2 separate regions of the Homo sapiens genome follow, and region 2 is linked to region 1. Evidence: read pairs that join two places in POLR2A ChIA-PET (ENCODE). Cell type or tissue: PC-3. All regions are shown on one strand. Each heading gives the region's core, and the rest is flanking DNA. Links, peaks and the distances in the headings are about the cores only. Region 1 has its middle 6.9 kb from the start of DCTPP1. Region 2 overlaps ZNF764 (zinc finger protein 764).

The links. ChIA-PET counts read pairs that join two places held together with the same protein. Peaks named below come from ENCODE experiments on the same cell type or tissue, not always from the same donor. Only the 100,000 strongest peaks of a DNase experiment are listed, where the experiment ranks them.
Region 2: POLR2A ChIA-PET joins it to region 1 with 11 read pairs; 26 of 35 experiments call an interaction of 5 or more read pairs at or near these places.

The regions. Positions count from the first base shown.
Region 1 is chr16:30,434,755-30,439,141 of GRCh38, reverse strand. No RefSeq gene overlaps it. Among named protein-coding and RNA genes, the nearest start is that of DCTPP1, 6.9 kb to the right of the region's middle. In PC-3, for the core only: no CTCF peak of the experiment used is centred there; no DNase peak of the experiment used is centred there; H3K27ac peaks cover 304 bases.
Region 2 is chr16:30,550,727-30,555,113 of GRCh38, reverse strand. It overlaps ZNF764 (zinc finger protein 764), which reads left to right. Exons shown (of 3, transcript NM_001172679.2): 3 at 1-1,350. Among named protein-coding and RNA genes, the nearest start is that of ZNF764, 5.5 kb to the left of the region's middle. RefSeq lists an enhancer at 1,209-1,708. In PC-3, for the core only: no CTCF peak of the experiment used is centred there; no DNase peak of the experiment used is centred there.

The sequences.
Region 1 (4,387 bases), core at 219-4,218:
CTGCACTCCAGCCTGGGTGACAAAGCGTGACTCTGTCTCAAAAAAAAAACCAAAAAATCAAAACAAAACAAAACAAAAAACAAGGAAGCAAACTGAGAAAGAGAAAAACATGAGATTAAGGAAATGCAACCCAGCACAGGAGAGAGGTGAAGGTAATAGCTAAACAGTAGGCTTACAGAGCAACCAGCCCACACTGGACAGGGAGCCTGGAAGGCTTCCAGAAAGGCCTTCCAGAAAAGAAAAATATGAAACTGATATAATATTGATACATTTAATTGTGTGAAAATTGTATTGGCAGGATAATCGAATATGTGAAAACAATTAGTGGCCAGGCATGGTGGCTCATGCCTGTAATCTCAGCACTTTGGGAGGCTGAGGCAGGAGGACTGCTTGAGGCCAGGAATTCAAAAGCAGCCTGAGCAACATAATGAGACTCTGTCTCTACCGAAAAAAAAAAAAAAGAATTTGTGATAATCATTTAGAAAATTAGCAAACGACTGCCAGGCGCGGTGGCTCACACCTGTAATCTCAGCACTTTGAGAGGCTAAGGCGGGTGGATCACCTGCGGTCGGGAGTTTGAGACCAGCCTGACCAACATGGAGAAACCTTGTCTCTACTAAAAATACAAAATTAGCCAGGAGTGGTGGTGGGCACCTGTAATCCCAGCTACTCGGGAGGCTCAGGCAGGAGAATCACTTGAACCCTGGAGGTGGATGTTACAGTGAGCCGAGATCGCACCATTGCACTCCAGCCTGGGCAACAAGAACGAGACTCCATGTCAAAAAAAAAAAAAAAGAGAGAAAAAAGAAAATTCACAAATGACAACAAAAAATGAATCAACACAGCCAAGAATAACCCTGTAAAATAAACCAACTAACCAACTCCAGCCCAAAACAACCTTATAGAACAAATGAAATGTAGTCATACATTTGTATGAGGTATAGGGAGAATAATAATTGAACATTGACTTTTTTTTTTTGAGACAGAGTCTCACGGTGTTGCCCAGGCTGGAGTGCAGTGGCATGATGGCGGGTCACTGCAACCTGTGCCTCCTAGGTTCAAGCGATTCTCCCGCCTCAGCCTCCCGAGTAGCTGGGATTACAGGCAGACACCACCATGCCTGACTACTTTTTGTATTTTCAGTAGAAACAGGGTTTCACCATGTTGGCCAGGCTGGTCTGGAACTCCTGATCTCAAGTGATCCACCTGCCTCGGCCTCCCAAAGTAATCCTGGGATTACAGGTGTGAGTCACCGTGCCTGGCCAACATTGAATATTTACATAGCCAGTTATGTAAATACTATTAACATCAACAACAAAAAATAGGTAAATCAATTCAATCCATTTTTCTCCTGTTCAAAGTGCAGAAACAGCTTTTCCAGCAATTTCCCACCCCTGCTACAGATCTCCAGCTTCATCTCATGGCACTCTCTCTACCTCTCTCACTACCTGCTGGCCCATCAGCCTTCCCTGGGACTTCAAACAAATCAAGATCCTTTGTGCTTGCAGTTCCCGCTGTCTGGAACCTCACCTCACACTCACCTGACTGGCTTGTTCTCAGTCCTGTCTCAGTTCAAATAAAACCTCTTCACAAAGGCCCTTTCCCACCTCCTGGCCAACAACCAGCCACTCTCCAATGCATCACCCTGTTTATTTGCTTTGTAGCTCTTATCCTAGCCTATAATTCCCTTGAGAATGTGTTAGTTCGCTTTAGAATTGTCTCCTTCTGGGCAAGGCATGGTGGCTCATGCCTGTAATCCCAGCACTTTGGGAGGCTGAGGCGGGCGGATCATGATGTCAGCAGTTCGAGACCAGCCTGGCCAACATGGTGAAACCCCGTCTCTACTAAAAATACAAAAATTAGCCAGGCGTGGTGGCGGGCACCTGTAATCCCAGCTACTTGGGAAGCTGAGACAGGGGAATCGCTTGAACCTGGGAGGTGGAGGTTGCAGTGAGCCGAGATCATGCCATTGCACTCCAGCCTGGGCAAGAGGGCAAGACTTTGTCTCAAAAAAAAGAAAAAAAGAAAAAAAAAGAATTGTTCCCTTCTGCTAGTATGTAAGCACCAGGAAGGTAGGGATGTTCAGTATCTCCAGCAGCTAGAACAGTGCCTGGTCCATAGGTACTGACCCTTTCTTTTCACTCTTCTGGGGCTCTTGGTGTCTCCTGCAATTGAAGCTGGTACCACTTTTTTTATTTGAGACTGTAACCCAGACTAAAGTGCAGTGGCACAATCATAGCTCACTGCAGCCTCGACATCCTAGGCTCAAGTGATCCTCCCACCTTAGCCTCCCCTGAGCAGCTGGGACTAGAGGCACACACCACCACACCCAGATAAGTTTAAAAGTGTTTTTGTATAGATGGGGTCTTGCTATGTTGCCTAGGCTGGTCCCTGGCTTCAGGTTGGGCACCATGGCCTGTAATCCCAGCAGTATGGGAGGCCGAGGTGGGCGGATCATTTGAGGTCAGGAGTTTAAGACCAGCCCGACCAACATGGTGAAACCCTGTCTCTACTAAAAATACAAAAAAAATTAGCCAGGCATGGTGGCACAGGCCTGTAATCCCAGCTATTTGGGAAGCTGAGGAAGGAGAATGGCTTGAACCTGGGAGGCTGAGGTTGCAGTGAGACAAGATCACAGCACTACACAGCAGCCTGGGTGACAGAGCAAGACTCTACCTAAGAAAGAAAGAAAGAAAGAGAGAAAGAGAGAGAGGAAGGAAGAAAGAAAGAAAGAAAGAAAGAAAGAAAGAAAGAAAGAAGGAAGGAAAGAAAGAACGAGAAAGAAAGAAAGAAAGAAAAAAAACGAAACGAAACTAACTCCTGGTTTTTCAAGTGATCCTCCTGCCTTGGCCTCCCAAAGTGCTGGGATTACAGGCATGAGCCACTGTGCCTGACCCTATTTCCTTTTAGGAGGAAGTTTAGGAAGGCTTTTCAGACGAGGTGGCCTTGAAACAGGGCTCTGCAGGATGGGTGGCATTTGGATTTGGATGTGCACAGAACGGGGCGGGCATTCCAGATGGAGGAAACTGAGGAAGCAAAGGTGGGGAGGGAAGAGTCCGGAACATCTCTCTGGACTTCAGCAAGTGTGTACAGGGACAGGATGGAAAAGCAGGTTCGAAGAAGACTTCAAAGGGTGTTGGGGACTCTCTGGCCTGAATGAGCTAGGCTGGAGATTCCTAAAAGCCCCTGTTATGACTCTCCCTGAAAAATTTAAGAACAAATATTCTGAATTATAGCAGCACCTTTTCTCCCAGTAGCAGAAGGATGTACTGCAAGCATGGCCTGCTTGCCTGGCCCAATCCATCCAGCCGGCCATTAAACCTTTATTGGCTTGCACTGGAAAAACACCTTTGATTTGAAAAGACTCATGGATCCCGTCTCTTGGGAAGATAGGCTCATAAAGAGCTAGTTACTGGGGCACGGTGGCTGATGCCTGTAACCCCAGCACTTTGGGAGGCTGAGGCAGCAGGATCACTTGAGTCCAGGAGTTCGAGGCTGCAGCGAGCTGTGATTACACCACTGTACTCCCGCCTGGCCAACATGGTGAGACCCCGTCTCTAATAAAAATAAAAAAATTAGCCAAGCGTGGTGGTGTATGCCTGTAGTCCCAGCTACTCGGGAGGCTGAGGCAGGAGTATCATTTGAACAGAGGTTGCAGTGAGCCGAGATCGTGCCACTGCACTCCAGCCTGGGCAACACATCAAGACTCCATCTCAAAATAATAATAATAATAAAATATAAATAAATAAATAAGTAAACATTAATAATATAGAAAACATCTCACTATGTTGCCCAGGCTAGTATCAAACTCCTGGGCTCAAGCAATCCTCCCACCTCAGCTTCCCAAAGCGCTAGTATTACAGAAGTGAGCCACCATGCCTGGCTCCAAATCTTGGTCTTTTCTGCCTAGATTCTTGTGTTAGTTATTCATCTTCAGTTCCTTGACTTTCAGTATTGTCTAAATGATTGAGACTGCCACATCTGAATGTCTAGCCCTGATCTCTCCTCTAAACCTTAGATTCAAAACTTCACTGCCAACTCACCATGCCTCTTCAACTTGCCTTGCCCTAAACCACACGCCTGAGGCCACACGTGTTCAGTCCTGTCCCTCATCTTTTCCATCCCCAAATCAGTCACCATCCACCCACCGGGTTGCCAAACCCTCAAAATCTGTAAGCCATTCTACCCTTTCTCCCATCCCCCATTCAAAACCAACAAAAACCTCCAGATCTACCTTCAAAATACGTTCCCAAGACATCCACTTTGCTCCATCTTCACCCACCATCACCTGGCTCAAGTCACCATCATCTCTTGCCTGGACAACAGCAGTAACTCATCCCCCTGCTTCTACTCTTGCCTCCTCCAGTTCTTTTTTTTTTTTTTTGGA
Region 2 (4,387 bases), core at 74-4,073, 120 kb before region 1:
GGAGGTCCCAGAATCTAGGGCAAGAGCTGGCCCTGGGGTGCGGACAGTCTGATCTTGGGCCCTTAGCAGCCTCCTCTGCCAGCACCTTGCTCCCCACTGCCCAGGGCTCTCCAAGGCCCCCTCTACTGAGGCAGGGCTGAGTTGAGAACCCCCAGACCTACATAAGGGGAACCAAAAGCTGTTTCTCAGCCCAGAGGTGCTAAGAGGACTGAGGTAGAGGAGAACCTTGTTTTACCCATTGTCTTTTTAAATTTTTTATCATTATTTTTATTCTTGTGACCCTCCCAGAACACAATACTCATTGTCTTTTTATTTATTTATTTATTTATTTCTGAGACAGCTTCCTGCTCTGTCACCCAGGCTGGAGTGCAGTGGTGTGAACAGGGCTAACTGCAGCCTCAACCTGCAGTGCTCAAGGAATCCTCTCCCATCAGCCTTCCAAATATCTGAGACTACAGGCGGGCAACACTACGGCCAGCTAATTTTTAAATTTTACATAGAGATGAGGTTCTCACTGTTGTCCAGGCTGGTCTCAAACTCCTTGGCTGAAGTGATCCTGTCGTCTCGGCTTCCGCAAGTGCTGGGATTACAGGCGTGAGCTACCACCATGCCTGGCTTCCATTGTCTTTGTGTGTGTGTGTGTGTGATGGGGTTTTGCTCTTGTTGCCCAGGCTGGAGTGCAATAGCGCAATCTCAGCTCACTGCAACCTCTGCCTCCAGAGTTCAAGCAATTCTCCTTCCTCAGCCTCCCAAGTAGCTGGGACTACAGGCACCCACCACCTCCATTGTCTTTTTACTGCCCAAGTTAAAATCCTGTGACTGTGTACTGGATCTGGCCTGCGGTTGTCATATTTATTGATCTGAGTCCAGGCAGTGTTTTTAAGTGATATGAGTTAGTAGTGAAAATTGAAAAGGATATTTTACAACCAAATACAGGTTTTCTGGTGTCTTTTGAAAAATCCAAAGATTTGGCAACTCGACCTAGGCTCCGACAAAACCACAGTTGTTGGGAGCTGAGCCGGAGCCAGAACTCACAATTCACCGTGGCCCGGCCACCCATCCCCACCACTCCCGTGGGCTCCTGACCAAGCACCACGTGCCATTCATCATGGCTTGCTTTTAGTGTTTTTGGTGTTTATCTTAAAGTACAGCGAAGAAGAAAGGGAAGTATTTCTTAGACCCATGTCTCTGTCCAAATAGGCCTTTCCATCTGGCATTTCCCGCTCATTTATATGACTTGCTGAGTTCCTATGGTCATTTGAGTTTGCAAACAGTGGTCTGTAGCACTCAGGTTTTCTGGAGTTGGAGAGAAAGGGTGGCAAGAGAGAAGTAAAAGTTGGTTTTATTTTAGATCTTTGCTTGTATTGCATTTTATGGTTTACAAAGTACTGTCTCTTCCATTGAATCATTTCACCTTCATAAGTGCTGAGAGAAACCCCTTGGTTGAAGAGGACAGCCTGGTCAGGAAGAGGCAGTCAGGACTGCCTTTCATCCCAAACCAAGGGGTGTGTCCGCCATCAGCCAACAGGCAGTTCCTGTTTTTGAATGGGAAGGTTTTGAGAGCTCCCTCCAGTCTTCTTTGGGCCTCCCTGAGATAGCCACATGCCTCAGGACTTCTTAGCCCTCCTAGACCCTGCCAGGAGGGCCTTATCACAGTTTTGAACTAGAAGAGATCTTCACTTTCCTAGGCTTTTACAGTTGGAGACACTGAGACCAAGGAGGGCTAAGCAGCCTGTCCAGGGTCACACAGAGACCCCAGGGTTCTTAGCTGACTGCTGACTTTACCCATCACTCCTGAGGCCTTCACTGGTGTCTCAGCCAGGGTTTTGCAGGCATCTGCCCCTCCCTGTGATAACACCCAGCCCTGACCTGGATGGGGTCAGACTAGCCCAGCATCAGTGAAGCCCACGTACCAGATGAGTTCTGACAAAGTGGCCATGTGACAGATCAGGTCAACTCAGAATCCAGGCAACGAGGAGAGTCCCAAGGCGCACAGACCTTGCATTTTTCCTCTGTACCATCATGGGCAGAGCGGGGTAGGCCAGGAACACCTGGTGTTAGATTAGATTTGTAGCCAGGGGTGACTACCCATCTGTATCCCCAAGCTCTGCACAGAATCCCCACCCCCATTATCCATCTACCACTAATTCCTTTGTGGGCAGAGTCTAGCCATGGGCAGCCCCTGCCCTGCTCCTGGTTAGGACAACATCTCCCTGAGGAGAGCAAGGGCCTGTGACCTCTGCTGGCCTATGCAGAGTCACCCAGCTCAGCCCTGTGTCTGGCCTACCCAGGAAGGAAGAAACCAGATTAATCAACCTGGAAGGAGGTAGAAGTTTTGGAGAAAAGACACTGTTCCGGTGTCAAGTGAAGTAATGAACTGACTTTATTCCAACCTCATCTCCAATCCGACCCCACCAAGGTCTCTCTCTCCTTCAGCTTTTCTGGGGCGGGTTGACTCGTGCGCCACCTTATCACAGGGGCATATTGGGGTCAGAAGAGGAACCTTGGCAGTAGAAGATACCTTTGTACCAGTTTTTTTTTTTTTTAATGTTTTGTTTTTGAGATGGAGTCTCTCTCTGATGCCCAGGCTGGAGTGCAGTGGCACGATCTTGGCTCACTGCAACCTCTGCCTCCTGGGTTCAAGTGATTCTCCTGTCTCGGCCTCCCGAGTAGCTGGGATTACAGGTGTGCGCCACCACACCTGACCAGTTTTTGTATTTTTAATAGAGATGAGGTTTCACCATGTTGGCCAGGCTGGTCTTGAACTCCTGACCCCAAGTGATCTGCCTGCCTTGACCTCCCAAAGTGCTGGGATTACAGGCATGAGCCACTGCACCTGGCTATTTTTTGTATTTTTAGTAGAGATGGGGTTTCACCATGTTGGTCAGGCTGGTCTCCATTTCCTGACCTCACATGATCCGCCCGCCTCAGCCTTCCAAAGTGCTGGCATTACAGGCGTAAGCCACTGCACCCGGCTTTTGTACCAGGTTTTAATTCCTAGTGTACAACCTAGTTCCCTCCCCTAACCCTCAGCACAGCCTCCGGGAGGCCCAGCTTGCAACACCAGTTCTCAGCCCAGACTGACAGCCAGATCTTGGCCCTCAGCTTGCCACTTAAAGGTGCTATGATTATTATCTAGAGATCTCTGAGTGCTTTGAAGTTTGTAAAGCTTATTTAGGGCCTAGAAACCAGACCTGACTCCTCTGCTTCCTGCCCTCATGACCCAACTTTCCAGCATCTCATCAATTTTTTTTAGTGTCATGAAACCCTTCAGCCTCAGCCCCACCCCATTCTCAGCTCCTCATTTCTTTTTTCTTTTTTCTTTTTTTTTTTTTTTTTTGAGACGGAGTTTCGCTATTGTTGCCCAGGCTGGAGTGCAATGGCACAATCTCGGCTCACTGCATCCTCCGCCTCCCGGGTTCAAGCAATTCTCCTGCCTCAGCCTCCCGAGTAACTGGGATTACAGGCATGCGCCACCACGCCTGGCTATTTTTTGTATTTTTAGTAGAGATGGGGTTTCACCATGTTGGTCAGGCTGGTCTCCATTTCCTGAACTCAGGTGATCCGCCCTGAGCCTCAGCCTTCCAAAGTGCTGGGATTACAGGCGTAAGCCACTGTGCCCAGCCAGCTCCTTGTTTCTTGGCACAGATATTTCCACCAGAGGTAGGGCCTCCTTTTCTCTCTGCTACCACAGGTCTTTGAGGGTCAGCCCCAGAAGCAATTGAAGTCAGGAAGGGGCTTTCCCAGGCTTCACTGTGCATTGAGGATATGCTTGTCTGCATCAACAGAATAAGCCACATCCAAGTGGCCAGCCAGAGTGAGAAGTAAAGGCCATGGCCACATGCCCATCCCTCGTCTGTCCAGGCCATTTAAGGGTGGGAGACCGGGTGCAGTGGCTCACGCCTGTAATCCCAGCACTTTGGGAGGCCGAGGTGGGCAGATCACCTGAGGTCAGTAGTTCAAGACCAGCCTAGCCAACATGGTGAAATCCCGTCTCTATTGAAAATACAAAAGTTAGCCGGGTGTGGTGGCGGGTGCCTATAATCCCAGCTACTCAGGAGGCTGAGGCATGAGAATTGCTTGAACCAGGGAGGTGGAGGTTACAGTGAGCCAAGATTGCGCCATTGCACTGTAGCCTGGGTGACCAGAGTGAAACTCCGTCTCGGGCCAGGCGCGGTGGCTCACACCTGTAATCCCAGCACGTTGGCAGGCTGAGGCGGGCGGATCATGAGGTCAGGAGATTGAGACCATCCTGGCTAACATGGTGAAACCCTGTCTCTACTAAAAATACAAAAAAAATTAGCCGGGCAAGGTGGTGGGCGCCTGTAGTCCCAGCTACTCAGGAGGCTGAGGCAGGAGAATGGCGTGAACCCAGGAGGCGGAGGTT